Regions from separate parts of the Homo sapiens genome. Here all the other regions are linked to region 3. Evidence: read pairs that join two places in POLR2A ChIA-PET (ENCODE). Cell type or tissue: B cell. All regions are shown on one strand.

Region 1 (8,000 bases), 61 kb before region 3:
ATTCAAAGAAGAAATTACATTTATTTAACCACAAGTTTCCAGAGAACCAACTGCTTTTACATCTTCTTAGTTTGTTTTTGAAAAATCAATTAAAATGGACACTGCAGAATATTATTGCATAAAAATCATTTCCAAAAAAACCCAGATCAGGAAGTATGTCATGTGTGTTTACAAATCCTTAAGGTACATGTTACCAATATAAACTTATTTAATAAATTAATAATATATTTCAACATACATATATGTGAACTAGAGTATAATTTGAGTTGTATGCTGGTTAAATGTTTAGATATAGACAAAACTGGGTTCAATATCATTAAAATGCCTAAATTTAAAATAGACTGTATTTTTTAATATTTTCTTTTTTTGAGACAGAGTCTCACTCTGTCACCCAGGCTGGAGTGCAGTGGCGCAATCTTGGCTCACTGCAACCTCTGCTTCCCGGGTTCAAGCATTTCTCCTGCTTCAGCCTTCTGAGTAGCTGGGATTACAGGCATCCATCGCCACACCCACCTAAGTTTTGTATTTTTAGCAGAGACAAGGTCTCCCCATGTTGGCCAGGCTGGTCTCGAACTCCTGACCTCAGGTGATCCACCCACCTCAGCCTCCCAAAGTGCTGAGATTATAAGTGTGAGCCACCGCACCCAGCCAGACTGTATTTAATTAACATATTTATTATAAATACTGAACTTCACCTTTTCTTTTTCTTCTCTCTAAAACAGTTATAAGGACCTTACTGAAAAGGTAAAAACAGTTGGTGTCAAAAACTGTCCACTATAACAACTCAAATAGTCAAACGGCCCCATGATGCTCAAATACTCAAATACATGATATTCAAATACTCAAATGGCCCCATAAGGCCACCTATTTTTTTTTAATCATTTCTGTCTTAATCTTACAAAACGAACGGAAGAAAAAAAGAAATCACAGCTTTTCAGAAACCAATTCAACAGGTAGAGATTTTCAACCAGTGAGGAAACATCATTTGCCTAATGCTAATACCACAGCTGTTGGCACACAGTAGGTGCTCACTAAATGGATATGATGGCAGAGGCAGCTATCGAGAGAAAATAGCAAGTGCAAATGTCCTTAGGCATGAGTGAGCTTAGCATGTTCAGGAACAGCAAGGAAGTTTGCTGGAGAGAAAGAAGCAAGGGAGACAGAATAGAGAGGAGGGCAAGGGCTAGGTAAAGATCTGGGTCTCCATTGGAAATGCAATGGGAAGTCAATGGAAGCATGGAATCAAGGAAGGGATGTGATCAAATTTCTTTTTTGTTCTTTTAAGAGATCACTGATTGCTATTTGGAGAATGGATTATAGAGAATGGACTCTAAGGAGACCAGTCAGAAGGATCTTCATGTGTTTCAGACAGATGCATGTGTGGTATAAACTGGGGTAGTAGCTGCGAAGATAAAGAGTGTCATATCCATCTTTAGATTATATGGCCCAAGTCCCTTTACCCTAACTAGCTCTGACTTAAGAGGTAAAAAGTTTGACTCTAAGCCAACATCTACTCTCTGGCATTGTAGTTCCTGCCAAACAGCTTTGTAGTCATTACATAATAGTAAGCAGATGGAAGAGTTCCGGAACGGAGACATACTGTTCTAAACGAAAGCAAAAAAAAAAAAAAAAAAAGAGTACTATAAGGCAGCATCTGATTCTCTGCTGTAACCATCTCAACTTCTCTGAACTTCCTATCAATATAAATCAATCACGACACCCCCACAGTGCCCAGGCATGTACAGGGAGAAAAAAAGTAATCAGTAACTGACCACTTGCTTTGATACCCTTTATTTCCATCTTCTTTCCCACTTGGCATATAGACAATAGTTACTTTTTCCCGATTTTCTTATTATCATCATTGAGTTTTCAGCACACTTCTCAACTGTCTCTTAATTGTCCTCTGCTTTAAATGTACTAGGTGGTTCTAATGCCCTTTCACTCTTGTAGATTAAATTTCCTAATTTCAAACCAAGAGCTTTCTTCAGTTAAAATTTTCCATCTTTGGATTCCTATATTTTCACGTCTTGAAGACACAAGGAAAGGCTTATGTGATTAACAGGTTTTTTTGTTTGTTTTTTTGAGATGGAGTCTTGCCTTTTTGCTCAGGCTAGAGCGCAGTGGCATGTTCTCAGCTCACTGCAACCTCCACCTCCAGGGTTCAAGTGATTCTCCTGCCTCAGTCTCCTGAGTAGCTCAGATTACAGATATCTGCCATCATGCCCAGCTAATTTTTTGTATTTTTAGAAGAGATGGGGCTTCACCGTGTTGGCCAGGCTGGTCTTGAACTCCTGATCTCAGGTGATCCACCCGCCTTGGCTTCCCAAAGTGCTGGGATTACAAGCCTGAGCCATCACGCCCGGCCCTGATTAACTGTTCAGTCAGCTTCCTCTTTGATGAACAGATTAAATATCTTCTGGATCTTCTAAGCCTGGTGTTTAATATATGAGCTGGTTTATTACTCATTTATGCTAGTTTTTATCATTTTTACCATGTCTAAATTGCATGAATATATATATGAGCATAGTCTAAACACTAGTTCAGTATATGCACAAGCTCTTGTTCCTTTTCTGCTATAATCAGTTCTTTTCAATAACAACTTCCAAATGGAGTCCAATTCCTTATCAATATGTATGTAGTTATAAACTAGTAAGAGAAATAAATAATGGAGAGAAGAAAGATAACCATTTTCATAATATCACATACACACACCTAGTAAGGAACTACTTAAGCCATTATGAGTAAATTGTTTTATTGTCAAGTCTAATTAAAACATCAATGAACTCAAATATATTTACTCTATTCATATATATACACACATATATTCACATATATACACATACACATTACTATAAATATACATAAATATATATACATAAATAAGTTTTTAAGGCAGGGAAGAGAACCAATTGTGTTTATGGATTTTTTGGCAATGCTAAGCAAAGAACACATTACTTTCTACCAATTATAATAAATTATATTAGTTCTACCAATTATAATAAACTCTTCAAAGCTAAAAAAGCAGCAGTAACCTTCTAGATAGAATTCTTTATTTGCCAGCTAATATTCTCCTCTTAGTTCATAATTTATTGTCATCTATATACTCTTTTTTCTTCTTAAGTTTATCTCTTCTATTTTTTCACTTCATTTGTTGATCAGCTTTTAGGTATCCAGTTCTTTGTGTTTTATTTTTTAAAACGCCCACAGTTTCTTGGTTTCTCAAATGCTATCTGATCATTGCATCAACATATTTCAGGCTCAACTTGATGTTTGAGGAATCCTCAAGACAAACTAGACTTTCCCCAGTTTTCTTCTGACCTCATGTCTTATTAAAGTGTTGTGAGAATCTGCCTCACCCTGAAGTCAGGCTCACCAACCTATGGTGTGCTTCCTACTTGATTCTTTGAAGAACAATCAGGCCTGGTATTCTTTTCCTAAGTGTCTGTCAACAAAGCCTATTAAATCTAGCACTCTATCAACTCCATAAACTGGTCAATCAATTTGAAGTATGGAAAATAATAATATGTACACAGGTTCTACTGAATATGACTTTAAGTCACCATCTTTTCCAGAAAAGTTTATTTTCATCTGGGACATTTTCTTTATTTTGGCTCATATATAGCATGTAAGAGAACTCTGCTGAAATGCTGATCCATACCTAATGCATTTTGTGATTACAAAAGAAAGTAACCTAGAGCCTGGCTATGATGTAAATCTGAGGCTACAAAGGGCTGAACCAGAACCAGGTTGCTCATCAAATTTGGGATCATTCCTTTTGAAATATTAAATGCAGTATTCATTTTGACCACAAAGAATAAATTCTATATGGTTTGGTTTTTCAAGGATGAGACTAAACATCTTAGTTTAACTTATTTTTCAATGAATCATACTGCACACCAAATTTGGAAACTTTCTCAACATATCTCCTCTTTTTTCTTTCTCTTTCTGCAACTCTCTCTAGCATCTATTTATAGCAATGAAAAAGGAGAAAAACATCAACCTCTTTAGTATTTCAATAAGATAAAAGACCAGTCACAGGACCTGGGACAACAGAATAAGTGGTTTTCCAAAAACCCTTTTACGAACTTCTAAAACTTTATTTTAAATGTATTACCACAGAAAGAGCACAATAAACTCCAGTTAGAAAGTTTTGCTTTGGCAAAGTATAGCTTGAGTGTGACTTAAAAGAGCCAGCTTTACCTTGCACTATTGTCCAAACAGAGGTATTCCCTTGGGTCAGCAGCACTAGAGTTGGTTGTTTTGACACCTTTGTCAATAAATAAGCCAGCCTGAAAAATATAAATAATGGACTGGAATGAATATGAATCCCAACTTACAACAACATATACAATGATTCATGAAAATAGATTTTAGCTTATCACTTCTACCAAAAAAAGTGGGGCAGGGAATCAACAGCAAAGGTACTGTAAAAAAAAAAAAAACAGCTACTTTCCTGGATATTTTCTACTCATTTAACTCATTTCACTCATTTAGTCATTCAACAAATACTTACTGGTAGGCACCCAGTGTTATACATTAGTTAACAAGAAAAATATGATCCTTGTTGTTGCTAACACAAAAACTAGCAGAAAGACATGCAATTAAATAAATAATTACAATCCAAAACGATAAGCATATGATAAAGGAAGCAGATGAGGTTTGAGCAGAAAAGAAGGGCATCTGGAGAGGCCTTTTTTGTGGGTGGAGGTGAGAGGATTCAGGGAATGTCTCCTAAAAGAAGTGACCTCTTAAAGCTGAAACCTGAAGGATGGAGAGAAATTAAGCAAAAGAATGGATTGGTGGTGCAGGGGAGGAGGTGGGAGGAAGGAGCTGAAGAGCCAGAGAAAATAACTCAAGGGAATAGTTTGTACAAACGTCTAGAGATGGCAGAGAGCATGGAACAGCCAAAGAAAAAAAAAAAAAAAACAAAACCATGATGGACAAACAAAAATGTACGAAGGAAGGAAATATAATGGAGAAGGCTAAAGAGGAGCAAACATCAGATCACATGGAATTGATGTGCTACAGAAGTCAGGACAATAGGAATTTAATAAACGCATTGTAACCAACTGCAAGTTAAGGAAAAAACACTGTAGCTATAAAATGGATAATGGATTGAAAGAGAATTTAAAAAAAAAAAAAGGAGGCAAATAAGGTAGAAGATGATTTCAGTAATCCAGAAGAGAAATAAAGATGATCTAGACTCATGGCCATACTAACAGTGGAAAACAGATAAAACGAAAATTATTTACTAAGTAGAATTGATATCATTTTGTAATTGATAAAATTCTGTGGGTGAGGGAATGAAAGCAATAAAAGCTCATATATTTTTGGTTCAGGCCACAGCTGAGTAGTGGTTTTGTTCACTGAGACAGACATATGAGAATAGGTCTGGGCCTAAAAATAAGAATTTTAGTTTGCAACATGTTTTATTTATGTCCATAAGACATTCAAAGGGTACTCAGTAAGCAGTAGGATAAGCCTGACCAACCTGGACTAGTACAGATTCGGGAGGCATCAGCAGTTGAAGCCATAAGGACCAGTGTGTGTGTGCGCACACATGTGGGTGTGTGCCTGTGTGTGCATGTATGTGTTTATGAGTTATTCCAAAATGACATGTTTCTTTTTGAGTACTCCAAGAATTCAATCTCCTTTGGCTATAAAGTATTATCCTGGACAGACATTTCCAAATTTAACAAATTAACACCTAATCATCCACTCATGTCAATTAAATTTAATATTCTTATTAATTGAGTAAATTACTGCACATTAAAAATCAATTAGAATGGGGCCAGGCATAGTGGCTCACACATGTAATCCCAACACCTTGGGAGGCCAAGGCAGTCAGTTCACAAGGTCAGGAGTTCAGACCAGCCTGGCCAAAATGGTGAAACCCTGTCTCTACTAAAAATACAAAAATTAGCTGGGCATGGTGGCAGATGCCTGTAATCCAAGCTACTCAGGAGGCTGAGGCAGAGAATTGCCTGAACCCAGGAGGCAGAGGTGGCAGTGAGCTGAGATCGCACCACTGCACTCTAGCCTGGGCGACAGAGCAAGACTCTGTCTCAAAAAAAGAAAAAAAAAAATTCCATTAGAATGAGGTGCTTTTTATACCATTTACAATTAAGAAAAATTGAGGATTTCTACTATGAAATGCTATTTTCAATAAACATTAACTTAATCAACTATTCAGCTCACAAAAATCAGTTTTGTATAGTTTTTCCTCAACTCTTCATCAAGTGATTCTAAGCTCTTCAAACTGTAACACACTTAGGTTTTTAAAGGATCCTCTGAGTATCATAAATGCAAAGTATTCCTTGAACTCTGGTGCGGGTCACATCAGGGTAAAGGATCTGGGCATCACACACATAACAAAACATTAAAGTGCCTGTGAGCACAAAATAAACCAAATGTATTTATCACCAGGGGGCGAAGGGTTAGAGCCAAATTTCATGAAAAAATGGAAACTCCTAATGGCCTTTAGGTTACTTGATCTGTATCATTTTAAATTAGGTCAATTATTCTTAAGCAATATTTCACTATTTATATAATTAGTATAATGCCTAATAGGACACTCTACCAGCCACTGTGAATCAAAAAGAAGAGATGAATTATGCTTATCAACCCCTAGAAGGATATTATTTAATGTGTACCTCCCTAGAAACAGGTAACGACATTAAAGATTGGAAAGAAGTTGAGAGGGAGGAAGAGGTGAGAAGAAACAAGGGAGAGGATGAGGACACATGAATCAAATCCATTATGTAATTATTCAGGTTACACGTGCATGTATGTGTTGCACATACCTGTATGCGCAATAGGTATGTATAAATGGAATGCTCTCTATATATCCTGAACAGGGAGGGGTTAGGTGTCTGTTTTTAATTACAAATTACTTTCTCTGATGACAAGTTCTACCAAAAATTGACATTTCTCAGCTATAATCTACTACAGTTTGAATGCATCCCCCAAAAAGCATGTGTTAGAAAGTGCAAAAGTATTGGGAGGTAGAGCCTAATGGAAGGTGTTTAGGTCATAACGGATTCGCCCTCTTGAATGGATTAATGCTGATTATAAAAGAGCTTGAGGCAGCAAATTTGTTCTATAGCTCTCTCGCCTTCTCCTTGCCCTTCTACCGTGGATGACACAGCAAGAAGAACCTTACCAAATGCTGTCCCCTTGATCTTGGACTTCCCAGCCTTCAGAAGTGTGAGCCAAATAAATTGCTGCTCATTATAAGTTAACTAGTCTGTGATATTCTACTACAGCAGCACAAAGTGGACTAAAATATAATCACAATAGTTCATCCTTTACACTGTCTAGCATATGTACTAATTGTTAAAACTTAGAAACCTACCTTAAAATTTGAATGGACCCTGTTGTTATAAAATATACCCAATGGAGTGAGTTCTGGTTTTGCCAAGAGCTGCAATCCACTGGATTCCCCAGTTGGTTCCTTGTGGAATAAATACCATATTCCAGCATCCTACAAATGAAAGGACAAGCCCATTAAAAGCCTAATTTATACAGATATCTATGAAACACTCTCATAAACTAACTTCTTCATCAGCAAGTTTAATCTTTTTCACCCAAATTTTTCATTATTGCAGGTTCAGAATTGACAATAAAAAGTTGTACACACGTCTCAAAGTGGTTATATCATGTATTTTTTTAAAAAAGCAAATTTAATTTTGCTTGCAGGATTGGACAAAAGAGAAATAATTGGCTGGTATAAAAATTCACTTTCAAAACTTTTCCATCATTATCTACGTTAAAAGTTATGCAGAATTAAAACCAAATCGGCTTTCCATGTAACCAAGACAGCACAGATGTTAAGCAATATGGTTTTTATCTGTTTACCTCCAAACCTGTTCAATAGATGAGTCATGCCTATTAAACAACTGTCCACCAGCACGCAGAGATCACTGACTTCTTTCAAACAAGTCTAATGCCCTTCCTGTCCTGAGGCAAATTTTTGCCAAAGAAAAAAAAACCACCACACG
Region 2 (8,000 bases), 1.4 Mb before region 3:
TCTACGGAATTAACACACACCGTAAGAATTTCTTTTTCTAGAACTTGACAAAGTTATTTCTGAAGTTCATTTGGAAGAATAAACATGCCCAACTTGCCAAGAAAATTTTGCGGAAGAACAAATAATAAGTGAGCACTTGCAATACTAGTTATTAAAATGGATTATTAAAGCTGTAATAATTAAGATAGTGAGATAGCAGCACAGGAAAAGACAAATCAGTGGAACAGAGTAGGGTCTGAAAATAACCTTAAGAATCTATAGGGATTCTGTACATGGTAAATGGGGTATTTCAAATCAGTGAAACAGAAAATGTTTAATTCAGTAAGTGGCTTAGATGTCAGGTAAAAGAAAAAAATTAAATCTTAGTCCCTACCTCATACTTTTCACTCAAATGATTTCCAAATGGGCTATAAATGTAAATGTAAAAAATAAAGCCATAACGATAAAATATAGGTGAGCATTTTTAGAATCCTGGAATAGAGACTTTCTAAACATGAAACCAAAAGCAAAATCCTACTTGAAGGATAGTTTTGAATACGTAAAAATGTTAAACTTCTGCATGTTAAAAATATATATAAGTAGAAAAATTTAAGAATCAAAATAAATTAAAAGAAATTGAAGCATATGACAAAATGTTAAAATCTGTAACACAGAAAGGACTTGCAAATCAAAAAGGAACAGCCCAACTTAATAAAAGTGGGCAAGGATGCAAATAAATAATTTATAAAGTAAGAAATACTGGCCAGACGTGGTGGTTCATGCCTGTAATCTCAGCACTTTGGGAAGTCGAGGCAGGCAGATTGCTCGAGCCCAGGAGTTTGAGACCAGCCTGGGTAACATGGCGAAACCTCATCTCTACTAAAAATGCAAATATTATCCAGGCTGTGTGGTGCACACCTACAGTCCCAGCTACTCAGGTGGGAGGATCACTTGAACCAGTGAGACAGAGGTTGCAGTAAGCTGAGATTGTGTCACTGCACTCCAGTCTGGGTAACAGAGCCAGACGCTGCCTCAAAATAAATAAATAAATAAATACATAAATAAAATACTAATGACCAAGAAATAAATACGAAAATATTTAATATTTCATACAAAAATATATTCAATCTCACAAGTAATCAAAACATGCCAATTAAGACACCAGCAAGATATCTGTGAGGCTAGTGAAAACGTTAAAAAATCTGTTCATACCGACCACTGGTGGAGGCATGAGGAAACAGGCCCTCTACCACACTGGTGGGATTTATAATTAATCCAGGGCCATCTGGCAATATTCTCCTGCAGATTATTTTTGGCAATTAATTTGATAATAATTAGATAGAGACATGAAAAGGGATACCAGCATTGCTTATGAGAGCTAAAAGGTGGTAACTTAAATGCTCAAAAATAAAGGGCTGGTTTAATACATAAAGTATATCCTTACAGGGGACTAATATGTACCTGTGAAAAAGGTACCAGACTGTTATATAATGAAATGGAAAGATGTTAGCCATACACTGCTAACTGAGAAGAACAATGTATGATCAGCTGCATAAGTGTGTGAATATATATGGAGAGAAAAAAATCCTGTTGCCCACAAAATATGGGCTGGCTGAGGTGGTTCATGCCTGTAATCCTAACACTTTGGGAGGCTGAGGCAGGAGGACTATTTGAAGTCAGGAGTTCAAGACCAGCTTGGGCAACACAGTAAGACCCCATCTCTACTACAATTTAAAATTAAAAAAATATTAAGTAAAAAGAATATATACAAAATTTGAACAATTACTATCTACCAGTGAGGAGATAAAGAATAACTTCTACTTCCTTTTGTAATTTTTCCCTATGTTTTCTGATTTTTTAAACAGTGAGTATAAATTTCTTTTATGAGAAAAAGTCAGAAAAAGTTATTTTAATATTTTTTAAAAGTCTTACAGAAAACAGCGATACATCTGAGTTTAAACCATTCCACAAATGGCTTGATCAAGAATATATTCCAGGCCAGACATGGTGGTTTATGCCTGTAATCCCAGCACTTTGGAAGGCTGAGGAGGGAGGACTGCTTGAGGCCCAGAGTTCAAGACCAGCATGGGCAACATAGTGAAACCTCATCTCTTAAAAATTTTAAAAGGAATATATTCCATGGGCATGGAAGTGGAGGGCAGTAGGTGATTTACTTTCTATTGAGAAATTACTGGGACACTTCAGTAAGTGATCCATGACCAAAGAGAGAAGAGTCATTTTGTCTTCTTCTCAAACTAATTGTCAGAAAGTCAGAAACTTCCTGGCCCGGTGTGATGGCTCACACTTGTAAACACCTGTAATCCAGCACTTTGGGAGGCCAAGGGGGGTGGATCGCTTGAGGTGAGGAGGTTGAGACCATCCTGGCCAACATGGTGAAACCCTGTCTCTACTAAAAATACAAAAATTAGCCAGGCATGGTGGCACATGCCTGTAATCCCAGCTACTCGGGAGGCTGAGGCAGGAGAATCGCTTGAACCCTGGAGGTGGAGGTTGCAGTGAGCTGAGATTGCACCACTGCACTCCAGCCTGGGTGACAGAGTGAGACTCTGACTAAAAAAAAAAACAAAACGGAGAAAGTCAGAAACTTCCTGAATATACTACATCTGTCTTCTCACTCCTCTATTTCCACCTCTCCTACTTTTTCCATATGTGAAAGGGACATGGCCCTCTTATAAGAACAGACAGGAACCTTCCTTCAGAGGTGGAAATGCACAAACAGTAACAGTAGGGTTGCCCAACAAAGGAGTGTCCTTGTTAGAAAGCAGGTGAGAGGAGTCAGATCATGAAGAAGTGCAAAGATTTGAGTCTAAGAAAGCATTCATGGACCAGACTGGTGGGGAATGCATCCACATAGACCTGCCCTGACCCTAGGCCTCAAGCACCCCATTTGTCCATCACCATCTGGCTTCTCTCCTCACCAAAAAGCAATGTCAACATGCAGGTACGAAACATGAACAGTTGCTTTTTTCCCATTCTCCATTACCCTCATGTGCAGAACCACCAATACACATTACGGAAGAGGTGTGCAGGCCATTCCTGGGTACAGAGAAGTCCACATTTTTCTGCATACATCATTTCAATGAACACTGAACTCAAAAATCATTCATTCAAAAGTCTCCTGTTTATCAGAAATATTGCTTTGCATGTAGATGTTCTGAACGAATAAAAATGTTAAATAGGCTTTGAAAGAATAATCCTGCCTGAATGCCATCCCATCATATTACTACCATTTGCTTCTGACCTCTCACTGAATCCTGCTTGTGATTTGGCTTCCGTTTATATTGTATTTGTTGATACAACAGAGACAGTGTAGGGCTTAGGTGTGAGATTTTACTTCCGGATCTCTGTGTTTATCTGTAGAAAGCAACTTGTCCTATGCTTTAGGTTCTGAAATGAGAAGTGGGTGTGTGTCTCTGACATCTGTATGCAGCACTTCCTCATTTAAGCATGTCAGAGTCTAAGAAGCAAGCATATCCAAATATCGTGCACACATTCCCAACCTCAGCTATCTGTGAGACAGCACATGCAGTTCCAGCAGACCTCAAACAAAAGACAGCAGATAACAGAATTTTTTTTTTTTTTTTTGAGATGGAGTCTTGCTCTGTCACCCAGGTTGGAGTGCAGTGGCACGATCTCGGCTCACTGCAACCTCTGCCTCCCGGGTTCAAGCAATTCTCGTGTCTCAGTCTCCCAAGTAGCTGGGATTACAACAGGCACCTGCCACCATGCCCAGCTAATTTTTGTATTTTTAGTAGAGACAGGTTTTCACCATGTTGGCCAGGCTGGTCTTGAACTCCTGAGCTCAGGTGATCTTCCTGCCTTGGCCTCCCAAAGTGCTGAGATTATAAGGATGAGCCACTGTGCCCAGCTGACAACAGATTCTTGCCTCTTTAGGTTCTTGATTCAGCAAAAACTATACATTTTCTTTTTCTTTTTTTCTGTGAGGCAAGGTCTTGCTCTGTCACCCAGTGACGTGATCTTGGCTCACTGCAGCCTCAACCTCCCAGGCTCAAGTGATCCTCCCACCTCAGCTTCCCAAGTAGCTGGACCACAGGTGCATGCCACCACACCCAACTAATTTTGTTTATTTTTTGTATAGTCAGGGGTCTTACTATGTAGTCCAGGCTGGTCTCAAACTCCTGGGCTCAAGTGATCCTCCTGTCTCAGCCTCCCAAAGTGCTGGGATTACAGCCGTGAGACACTGCACCTGGCCAAGAGCTGTCTTGAAGTCTCAGTTATATGGCCCTGCCTGAAAACTAAAAATAGTGCAGAGGCAAAATGTGGACCCTAAACATAAATTTTTAACACAATGAAGATCTGCCTCTTGGTGTAGTGTGATAAAAGATCATAAAAGTCAGAGTAACAGAATTTAGAGGTGGATGAAATCTTAGGGATCCTCCAAAGGCCCAGAAAGATGATGCAACCTCCCCACAACCACATAGCTAGCCCTTCAAAGACCAGACCCTGGCCCAGACTAGGTAATTCCTGCCATCCCAGACTATGCTGCCTTTGTTCAGCTATTTGTGGGAAACATAGATAATAAATATCTACCTAGGCATTAAATATTGAACAAGATATAAATGCCTAATGGCAAAGCTATCCCAAGAACAGATTCTTTGAATCTTTGCAATTTTGGTGATTTTTATCACCATGGAATTCAAACCTGTCATGTTTTAGATGAAGCCAACTCAGAGGGCAGATGACGTGCCCAAGGACGCCCTGCACAATAGTGTGTGACCAGATTAAAACCAGGTTTCAAATTGCTCCTTCAGTTTTATGCACAAAATGAGATTAGATGTGAAAGAAGAGCCTGGACTCAAACTAAAAGCACAGAGACTGACCTTTCACAGTGCCTTTTTTTCCAATTCTCTGCCTTCCAGGCCCTTCCTTCCAAATGCATTGCCTCAGGGGGATCAGACATAGTTTAGGATAAATAAGTTGCCACTGAGCTTTAATTTTCAAAGTAGCATTTAGAAAACCTAAGTCCTTGAGCTTAAAAAAACTCTCAATTTGCCAGATCTTCCAACCAAGACATGAGGGGCAGAAAAAGAGAAAGAGCTGGTAGGACTGTATTAGAGACACAGAGGTCTCTAAGAAATATCCAGGTCTTTATTCTCCTTGTAGAGACAGCCTTCGAGACATGCCTAGAGGAAGTGCCTTATACAAATAAGGTCCTCTTGGAAGCCCCACACAGGCCATAACACCTGAGGAGTTGGGGAGCTACAGCTGAGAGGGGTCTCAGTGTGCGCACCCTTCTAAAGTGCAGGGTGGGGAAAAGGACTGTGTTCCTGAGCCCAAAACTGTGCTGTTGGAGAAATCCACAGGAGGACTGGGTCACAGTGCAAGGATCTAACACCCAGAGCCACTGATGTCAGCCTGTGAGGATGGGGACACAGGCAAGTGCATGACAGACGTCTCAGTGGACATCACCACAAGGTCAAAGGACAGCATGCAACATGGATGGCTCTCCCACGAGGCTGAAACAAGAGATGAGCCCCATGCCCACCAAACAGAAGATCACTCCCAGGGAAAGGAAAGGCAAGGGACCCCGAATTAGAGAGAGAACCCTGATTTTGCAAACATTTAGCCAAAAGAGAATACAATTTAATGCAGAAGTAACTGAGACCCTGAAATGCCAAGAAAAAGATTGTCCCCCAGCAGCAGAAATGGAGAGACTGATGCCTGATTAGTCAACACGTACTCTACCTGCTAGGCTGTGGCATTCATAAGGACTCATGGTGAAAAGTGATGCCACTCCAGCAAGTGTTTCCATCCAGGTTTTTCCCTCTGGGCTCAACCTCTGCACACTGTATGCACACCACAGTATGGCTGCAGTGGCCATAAATCCTACTCATACATGCCACATGGGCCACCAGCAGCTTTTCAAGCTTTTAACCCTTCTACTCTTGGGATGGAGTGAGCCACTAAGTCACATGGCTTGATGTTTGGCACCAAAGACCACAAAGAACTGCAGGTCAGAGCTGTCCACCCTTCACAAAACAGTCCCCACTCAACCCTCCCCCTGAGATCTCAGAAAAGGAATATAGTCCCCTCTTTGGGCATGTATTTCTAGAGGGTGTTTTGAAATTTAGGAGCAAGCAGGGCTTTGGGAAGAAATGCCTCGGGTTAGGCTGGGTGTTAGTGACTCATTCCTGTAATCCCAACAGTTTGGGAGACTGGAGCAGGAGGATCACTTGAGGCCAGGAGTTCGAGACCAGCCTGAGCAATATAGCGAGATCCCATCTCCAAAAAAAAAAAAAAAAAAAAATTTTTTAAATTAGCTGGGCATGGTGGTGCGTGCCTGTGGTCCCAGCTATTCAGGAGACCTAGGTGAGAGACTGCTTGAGCCAAGGAGCATGAGGATGCAATAAGCCGTGATTGCACCACTGCACTCCAGCCTGGGTGACAGAGTGAGACCCCATCTCAGGAAAACCAGCCTGGCCAACATAGTGAAGCCCTGTCTCTACTAAAAATACAAAAATTAGCTGGGTGCGGTGGCTCATGCCTGTAATCCAGCACTTTGGAAGGCCGAGGCCGGTGAATCACTTCAGGTCAGAAGTTCGAGACCATCCTGGCCAACATGGTGAAACCCTATCAACTACTAAAAATACACAAATTAGCTGGGTGTGGTGGCGGGCACCTGTAATCCCAGCTACTTAGGAGGCTGAGGCAGGAGAATCACATGAACCTGGGAGGCAGAGGGTGCAGTGAGCTGAGATCGCACCACTGCACTCTAGTCTGGGCAACAGAGCAAGACTCCTTCACAAAAAAAAAAAAAAAAAAAGAAAAGAAAAGAAAAGAAAAAAAATTAGGCTGGCTGCAGTGGCTCACGCCTGTAATCCCAGCACTTTGGGAGGCCAAGGTGGGTGGATCACATGAGGCCAGGAGTTTGAGACCAGCCTGGCCAACATGGTAAAACCCCGTCTCTACTAAAAGTACAAAAATGAGCTGGGTGTAGTGGCATGTCCCTGTAGTCCCAGCTACTCAGGAGGCTGAGGCAGGAGAATTGCTTGAATCTAGGAGGCGGAGGTTGCAGTGAGCGAGATCATGCCACTGCACTCCAGCCTGGGCAACAGAGCGAGACTGTCTCAAAAAAAATAAATAAATAAAAATAAAATAAAATAAAATCAATTAGAAAAGAAAAAGAAAAAGAAATGCCTCAGGTTAGAGAAAATAGCCTATGTTTTTCACACTGGGAACCCCCCGCTTCAGTGGGATAATGCTCACTGAACAAGCATTTTGGGGCTGGCCATGAGTATGGATTACAATACGAGAGAAAGCCAGCTGTTTGGTTGTCATTCTGCTTATTTTCCTTAAAATGGTAATGGTACAAAACTACTGTAGAATTACAGAGCACAGGGAGTTAAGTCACTTTTATGTGTTTTTGTTAAGTTGTTTTTAAGCTCTACTTTTTGCCTCTTATGATTTATTACAGTGTTTTTCTTGGGCATTGTGCACACTGAATACACTTCTGAATCCCAGTGGGAACTGCCATATAAACAGCTCGTCTTTGCATAGACTAGGCTTTTACCTATTAGCATATAGGGTAATAAATGTTCCTGTAAACATGATTTGTTTCTCTGGACATTAAAATGGACAGACTGGAATTAAAACCAAGTCAATGGCTTTGAAGTTCACCCTGCTGCTGTTATACTTGTTCCATGTGAGGCTTTTATTATTGGCTTCTAGAACATCCACTCAGGAGGGCCAGTGGGTGTTTGCCTAAGCGTATGTAATACCTGTCAAAATCATCTATCTTCTGCAAAGACCCTTCTGTACATTCACTTATGGCCTATCTTTCGGGTTGAACTCCAGAGATAGTTCGGAGCTCCTTCCCACCAAAAGGAAGAAAAATATATAGAAAAAAAAATATCGTACTGTTTGCCTCTCATTTTGTCAAACTCTGTTCTTTGGAAAATCCTGTTGGTAGTTATAAATGGGATGATAGCCGGGCATGGTGGCTCACACATGTAATCCCAACACTTTGAGAGGCCGAGGCG
Region 3 (8,000 bases):
GTCACCCAGGCTAGAGTGTAGTGCACGCAATCTCGGCTCACTGAAACTTCTGCCCCCCAGGTTCAAGCGATTCTCGTGCCTCAGCCTCCTAAGTAGCTGGGATTACAGGCACATGCCACCACGCCCAGCTAATTTTTGTATTTTTAGTGGAGACAGGGTTTCACCATGCTGGCCACACTGGTCTCGAACTCCTGACCTCAAATGATTTGCCCACCTCGGCCTCCCAAAGTGCTGGGATTACAGGTGTGAGTCACTGTGCCCGGCCCCAGCCCGTCTTCTTAAATGGAGGTGATTTTGTCCTCCAGAGTATATTTAGCAATGTCTAGAGTCAGTTTTAATTTCACACTCTGGGGGAGGGATGCTGGCATCTAGTGAGTAGAGGCAAAGCATGCTGCTAAACATCCTTCAATGCACAGGATAAAGGACCATCTAGTCCAAAATGTCAAGAACCAAGGTCGAGAGACTCTGACCTAAACAAAGGATTTTGATAGGTGATTGTCAGTCTTCCACAGAGGTTATGCCAATGTGTTTTCCCAAGAGCAATATACGACAGTATCTATTTTCCTTGCCTCACCTGAGTGAATATAATCAGATATATACATCTCTAGAAATAAATATAGACAAATATCTATCTTTGTCATAGGAAAAAGTGATATAAGAACTTCAACATGTGTTTCTCCAGTAATAATTGAGGGAATCTCTTCACATTTACAAGAGTCATTTCTAGTTCCTTATCTATGACCTATCTGTTCATATTCTTTGCTCATTTTTCTGTATAGCTGTTGTTCTTTTTCTCATTGATTTGTAAAAGCTCTATATGTATTAAGAAAATTATCAGTTGGGCATGGTGGCTCACACCTGTAATCCCAGCACTTTGGGAGACCGAGGTGGGTGGATCACTTGAGGTCAGGAGTTCGAGACCAGCCTAGCTAACATGGTGAAACCTCGTCTCTACTAAAAATACAAAAATTAGCCAGGTGTGGTGGTGTGTGCCTGTAATCCCAGCAACTCAGGAGGCTGGGGCAGGAGAATCACTTGAACCCGGGAGGCAGAGGCTGCAGTGAGCCAAGATCGCACCACTGCACTCCAGCCTGGGCAACAGAGCAAGACTCTGTCTCAAAAAAAAAAAAAAAAAAAAAAGAAAGAAAGAAAGAAAGAAAATTATCCCTTTGTTTATGATTTAAGTTGAAACTATGCTTTCCCTGTTTAGCAGACAAATTTAGAGTGGTAAATAGCTAAAAACCAAACTATATCAAGAAAACCACACTTAAGTGAAAAGATACGTTTGTAAGCTGTGACTTGAAGCAGTGAAAGAAACATACAAATGATGTGTCGAGAAAAAATACTAACTAATATTTGCTGCCAATAACTGTACATTGGGATATAAAGAGAGCCAGAACATGTGAGGCGGGAGCTAAATGGACTGGATGCTGCAAACAGGGAACAAGGAAGCCCCATTTAAGGCCAGATATCCAGACTGTGAATCTGAGAGACTGAATTTCAAACTGTAGGTAATTATTTAAAATAGTAGCTGATACATACCACTGGTGAAAGATGAGACTCCAAGTTTGGACTTTAATTTACCTTTTACCTTTTGAACACTTGACTCTTCTCCCTCATTCAGCCCCTTCTAGTATAAAAATGACTTTCAACCAGTGTTCTCAAGCCATGCTGTCTCCGATCCAGTTTCAGCTGTATTACTTACTAGCTGTGTGACCTTGGACAAGTCACTTAACCTCTCTGTGCTTTCATTGTCTTCTCTGTAAAATAAGAATATTCATTACCTACCCCCACAGAGTGGTTACGCAGTAAATTAGTCAATCTGACCCATTTATAAGAATACATAGTACACGTTTGCATAGTTAAAGTTATTTAATGTTGTTAATGCACACTAATGCACAGACATGTTTACTCTGTTTCAGACAAGTAATACAATATCATCTGTTGGGTATAATTATCCTCATTTCACAGATAAGAAAACAGAGTCTCAGAAAAAGTAAATAAGACCTATTTTCTTTCATCATCTTTGGATCATCTGCAGTATTAAAGAAAATACTACTGTTACAAGGAGAGCCTGGAGAAAAAAAATCTTAGTCACACAGGAAACTGAAAAACCATCTTCAAATATATGAAGAGCTATTGTGGGGAGCACAAATTAACCTTTTGTTTCTGTTGCTTCAGAGGGCAGAAGTGATAGCAGTAGGTGGAAGATCAATCTATGCAAAATATGTTTCACTCTTTTGAAGAATTTGCTGTTTTCATTTCCCATTGTATCCCCAGTGTATAGCTCAGTGCTTGACATACTGAGATCTCAGCTCTCATTAGATATTCATTGAATAAATAAATGAATAAAGCCAATTATAAGAGCTATCCAAAATGAAACAGGCTGCTTCAGGAGCACTCCATCCTGGCCATGACCAAGAAGAGCCTAAGCCAAGCATCTGATGGAGGGTTCGAATAAATGCATATTGTATGCAGGAAGGGATGGTTCAAAAGGGCCTTGACAACATACAAAGTATTATAGAAACTAACAGTCATGGCCAGGCATGATGGCTCATGCCTGTAATCCTAACACTTTGGAAGGCCGAGGCAGGTCGCCCGAAGTTCAAAACCAGCCTGCCTGTGCAACATGGTGAAACCCCATCTCTACAAAAAATACGAGAATTTGCTTCACGTGGTGGCACACGCCTGTGGTCCCAGTTACTCAGGAGGCTGAAGTGGGAGGATCCCTTGACCCTGGGAAGTTGAGGCTACAGTAAGCCATGATAGTGCCACCGCACTCCAGCCTGGGTGACAGAGCAAGACCCTGTCTCAAAAAACAAAACAAACAAATAGATCACAATATCTATCATTTGATAACTTATTATGTGCCAACCACTGTGAAAAACTAAAGTCTCATTGGAAAATGACTACTATCTTCCAATATTTGAAGATGCTAGAGTCTAAAAAGCCCAAGTTCAAATCCTGACTCAACCATCTACTCATTGTTTGACTCTGGACAAATTTCCCAAATCCTCTGTGCTTCAGTTTTGCCACATGCAAATTGATAAAATGGGAATAAATAATTCCACAAGGTGACAAGAATGTAGCCAAAAATCTTCCACAAGGCCCAGTATATTTTTGGCAACACATTTCCTTCTTTCCCTATAATAATCACACACTATAAGGAGCTGTATCTGATTGTTGGAATTCACCAAAGATTAAATGTCTTGTTTTATGAGCTTGCTTCCTTGTAAAGGTAGCTTCATGAGCTTCACATCCCTGGATGTGTTTATGAAGAGATTGGACAGGTATATGCAAATAGCAACACTTATAGAATGCTTGCTATGAGCTAGGCACTGCTGTGTGTGTTTTACAGATAGATATTCATCCTGCCAATCCACACATTTTACAAATGAGGAAACTAAAAGCGACTAAGTAATTTGTGTAAGATTATATAGCCAGTAGGTGCCAGGAATGTGAACCAAGGGTGTCTTTGCTCTTAACCACTTCACCAACTGCATATAAGCAATAGTGACAAGGACATTCCACTATTTGTTGGGTGGGTGCTGGTGCCAATGACATCCCTTCCAGCACAGAGATCCATGGGCCCATAATCTCAGTACAGTGTGAACAGCTAAAGGGATTCAACTGTGACAGACTGAAAAACCAATGTAAAACAGGAGGCAAGAGATGCCCACACCTGGAGTGGCCAAAGGAGCAGAATGTTCCAAGCCTGGACAGCATATCACTGAGAGATGGAGATGCTCAGGCTGGGAAAAGCACTGGCGTGAGGAGGCGGGGCAGCCAGCCAGACATGTTTCCTACAGCTAGGCCCTAGGTGTCACCAGTGTGACAGGGCCACCAGTCATCCCTCCATTCTTTTGTACTTTCATTTACACATTTCATTTCGTGACAGGAAATAACACTGTCAGCAGCACAGTTGCTCACGGCATGTGCTGCAGGGGAGCTGACGCACGGAGGGTGGAAAGGGTGGAGGTGGGACAACGGGTGTTTGTGCCAGCATGTCATATACCGTCCTGACCTGCTGCATGCTCTTCCTTGCCCCGGGGCAGGTCTGGCAGCTGCTTACACAAGGCTCAAGTTGTTTGGAGTGGGGGAGGGAGAGGGGACCCACATCACCTATTTGCAGCTTTGCTTTTAAAAGTCGGTATCACCGATTTAGATTTGGGGTTTGGATTTTGAGGGGAACAAGAGGATTATTAGGTCCTAATATGACTTTTCTTCTCTTGCTCCCCTCTGCCTTCGGAAGTATCTAGATGTAATATCTCGTGCTAACCACAAGTTGAGAGTGGTAAAGTCATTCTGCTGGAGAAAATAGTAAAAATAATACTGACTTCCATGTTCATATTCAGTTTGTTTCTAGGAAAGACAAACATCAGTGGCGTTTAAATAAAAGATTTTTCAGCTGGGTGCAGTGGCACATGCCTGTAATCCCAGCTACTCGGGAGGCTGAGGCACAAGAATCACTAGAACCTGGCAGGTGGAGGTTGCAGTGAGCCAAGATCACACCACTGCACTGCAGCCTGGGTGACAGAGCGAGACTCTGTCTCAAAAATAAATAAATAAATAAGTAAAATATTTTTGTATGATTAGCCCATGTTATATATACTCAACCTTAGTCAAACTTTGTATTGACACCCTCTCCACCCTGCCACCACAGATTATTTGCTGGTCAAAAGAGGAAAATAGTTACAGGCCAGAGCAAGGAAGGGAACTGTTTCAGACCACGAGAGACTTAAAATGCACAATAATCAAGTACAACATGTAGTCTTTGACTGGATCTTTATCTGAGTGGATCAATGGAAGACACATTTGGGATCAAATGAAGAAATTTCAATATGGACAAGGAATCAGGTGCTTTAAGGAATTATTGTTAATCTTGTTAGCTATTGTCTTAGTTCATTTTGGGTTGCTATAAAAGAATACCCGAGGCTGGGTAATTTATTAAGAAAAGAGGTTTATTTGGCTCATGTTTCTAGAGGCTGTACAAGAAGCATGGCATTGAGCATCTGCTTCTGGTGGGGACCTCAGGCAGTTTTCATTCACGGTGGAAGGTGACAGGGAGCAAGAGAGAGGGAAGGAAGGTGCCAGGCTCTTTTTAGAAATCATATCTCAGAGGAACTAATAGAGGGAAAAGTCACTCATTGCCACCGTGAGGGCGGCAGAAAGCCCTTCATGAGAGATCTACCCCCATGATCCAAAATTGAGGATCAAATTTCAACATGAGATTTGGAGGGGACAAGTATCCAAACTATATTAGGAATATTAATGATGTTATATAAAGAAAAGAAATTTTAATCCACATAATTGTTTAGGAAAAAAAAAGAAAAAATTTTTTTAAAAAATATGTGTTTTCATATGTTTATTTCAGCACTATTTACAATAACAAAGACTTGGAACCAACCCAAATGCCCATCAATGATAGCCTGGATAAAGAAAATGTGTCACATATACACCATGGAATACTATGCAGCCATAAAAAAGAGTTGGTTCATGTCCTTTGCAGGGGCATAGATGAAGCTGGAAGCCATCATTCTCAGCAAACTAACACAGGAACAGAAAACCAAACACCTCATGCTCTCACTCATAAGTGGGAGTTGAACAATGAGGATACATGGACACGGGGAAGGCAACTTCACACACCAGGGCCAGTCAGGGGTGGGGGGCAAGGGGAGGGAGAGCATTAGGAGAAATACCGAATGTATGCGGGGCTTAAAACCTAGATGACGGGTTGATAGGTGCAGCAAACCATCACGGCACATGTATACCTATGTAACAAGTCTGCACATTCTGCACATGTCTCCCAGAACTTAAAAGTAAAATAAATTTTAAAAAAGAAGAAAAAAATGTGTGTTTTTAGATGTTCCCACTGAAGTATTAGGGGCAAAAGATCATGACATCTGTTTTCGTTTTTGAGATGAGGTCTCATTCTGTCACCCACACTGGAGTGCACTGGTGCAATCATGGCTCATTGCAGCTTCAACCCCCCAAGCTCAAGCGATCCTTCCACCTCAGCCTCCCAAGTAGCTGGGACCACAGGCATGAGTCACTATGCTCAGTTAATTTTTTTTTTTTGTAATTTTTGTAGAGACAGGGGTCTCATTATGTTGCCCAGGCTGGTCTCAATCTCCTAGGCTCAAGCAATCCTCCTGCCTCGGCCTCCCAAAGCGCTGAGATTACAGGCCTGAGCCACCATACCTGGCAACATCTTTACTTTAAAATACATTAGCAAAAAATAATACATGAATAATAAATAATAAATATGGTAATATGTTGGCAATTGTTAACTCTAGGTTATGGATAAGTGGGTGTTCATTATACTATTCTTTTTTTTTTTTTTTTTTTTTGAGACAGAGCCTCACTCTGTCACCAGGCTGGAGTGCAGTGGCATGATCCCGGCTCACTGCAACCTCCACCTCCCAGGTTCAAGAGATTCTTGTCCCTCAGCCTCCTGAGTAGCTGAGACTATATAGGCATGCGCCAGCTAATTTTTGTATTTTTAGTAGAAATGGAGTTTTGTCATGTTGGCCAGGCTGGTCTCAAACTCCTGACTTCAAGAGACCCAGCCGTCTAGGCTTCCCAAAGTGCTAGAATTACAGGCATGAGACGCCGCACCCGGTGTCTACTATTCTATTTTTTATTAGTTAAATTTTTCTTAGTACGGAGTTAATCTGTTAGAAGACAGTCACTAATTCTTTATTTTTCACTTGAATGCCTTTGTCTATTTTATTTTTGCATTTTTATCTTTTCCTTCATTCATTCCCTTTCACTGAACAGATAATGTGGTATATGAGAGTCATAAATTGTGGAAAGGGTCTCATCTCACATTTGACTGAAATTTAACAGCTAAAATTGTCTTTGATCATATCCCACTCCACACCACTTGGAAAGAAAAGTTAAATGTGCTCTAAAAGAGACTTTAAAATTTTTTTCTTTTCATTTTTTTGAAATTATTGCAAACTTACAAAAGTTGCAAGGATAGTTAGAAAACTCTCGTGTACCCTTCACTCAGATTCATCAGTTGTTAACGCTTTGCTACATTTACTTTTGTTGTTTGTTTTTTCTTGAGACAGGATCTCGCTCTGTTGCCCACGCTGGAGTGCAGTGGCACGATCACAGCTCACTTCAACTTCTGCCTCCTGGGCTCAAGCCATCCTCCTGCCTCAGCCTCTTGAGTAACTGGGACTACAGGCACATGCCAAAATTCCCAGCTAATTTTTGTATTTTTTGTAGACACAGAGTTTTACCATGTTGCCCAAGCTGGTCTCGAACTCCTGGACTCAAGCAATCCACCTGCCTTGGGTTCCCAAAGTGCTGGGATTACAGGCATGAGCCATGGTGCCCAGCCTACATTTACTTTTCTAAATTGATCTCTTTCTGTCTGTCTTCACAGTTATATGTTGTTGTTGTTGTTTTCTGAACTATTTGAAAATAAATGGCAGACTTCACTCCCTTTAACACTTAAATACTTCAGCGTGTAACTCTTGGAAACAGAATTTTTTTAACATAACCACAACGTAATCATCAAATTCAGAAAATTTAGCACACAGTCCATATTTCAAACTCAGTTGGCTCAACAATAGCCTTTATAGAATTTTCCCAAAATCCAGAATTCAAGACCCAAGCGGAATTCAGGAATTGCATTTAGTTGTAATGTCTCTTTAGTTCCTGTTAATCTGGAGCAGTTCCTCAGCCTTTCTGTCTTTTGTGACATGAATGTTGAACAGGACAGGACAGTGGTTGTGTACAATGTCCCTTAATTTAGGCAGAAAAACTCATAACTCTATCTTATAATTGCAAGGTTTTGTCAATACAACCTTTCTCTTTTCCAAGAATAACTAAAATTGTTTTTATAGCAATAGAGAAAAATTGAACTGTTAAGCCGTGAAAGTATACATAAAGTATATTCTCCAGGAGGAGTTTCAGACATGCTCTGCTAATAAGTGAAATTTGTTAAATAAATTTACATGACAATATCAGGTTTAAGCTTGGCAAAA

What was found. Peaks named below come from ENCODE experiments on the same cell type or tissue, not always from the same donor. Only the 100,000 strongest peaks of a DNase experiment are listed, where the experiment ranks them.
Region 1: POLR2A ChIA-PET joins it to region 3 with 6 read pairs; 5 of 35 experiments call an interaction of 5 or more read pairs at or near these places.
Region 2: POLR2A ChIA-PET joins it to region 3 with 8 read pairs; 1 of 35 experiments calls an interaction of 5 or more read pairs at or near these places.

What each region holds. Positions count from the first base shown.
Region 1 is chr9:71,718,227-71,726,226 of GRCh38, forward strand. CEMIP2 (cell migration inducing hyaluronidase 2) reads right to left here. Exons shown (of 24, transcript NM_013390.3): 11 at 7,355-7,483; 12 at 4,201-4,289. Among named protein-coding and RNA genes, the nearest start is that of CEMIP2, 46 kb to the right of the region's middle. In B cell, no CTCF peak of the experiment used is centred here; no DNase peak of the experiment used is centred here; H3K27ac peaks cover 378 bases.
Region 2 is chr9:70,394,922-70,402,921 of GRCh38, forward strand. All of the region lies in intron 1 of KLF9 (KLF transcription factor 9), which reads right to left. It overlaps LOC124900273 (a long non-coding RNA gene), which reads right to left. Exons shown (of 2, transcript XR_007061576.1): 2 at 1-8,000. Among named protein-coding and RNA genes, the nearest start is that of KLF9-DT, 15 kb to the right of the region's middle. RefSeq lists an enhancer at 3,241-3,543 and a silencer at 3,494-3,543. In B cell, no CTCF peak of the experiment used is centred here; a DNase peak (open chromatin) is centred at 3,410; H3K4me3 peaks cover 818 bases; H3K27ac peaks cover 4,029 bases.
Region 3 is chr9:71,779,423-71,787,422 of GRCh38, forward strand. No RefSeq gene overlaps it. Among named protein-coding and RNA genes, the nearest start is that of CEMIP2, 15 kb to the left of the region's middle. In B cell, a CTCF peak has its summit at 3,828; a DNase peak (open chromatin) is centred at 3,919; H3K4me3 peaks cover 622 bases; H3K27ac peaks cover 3,453 bases.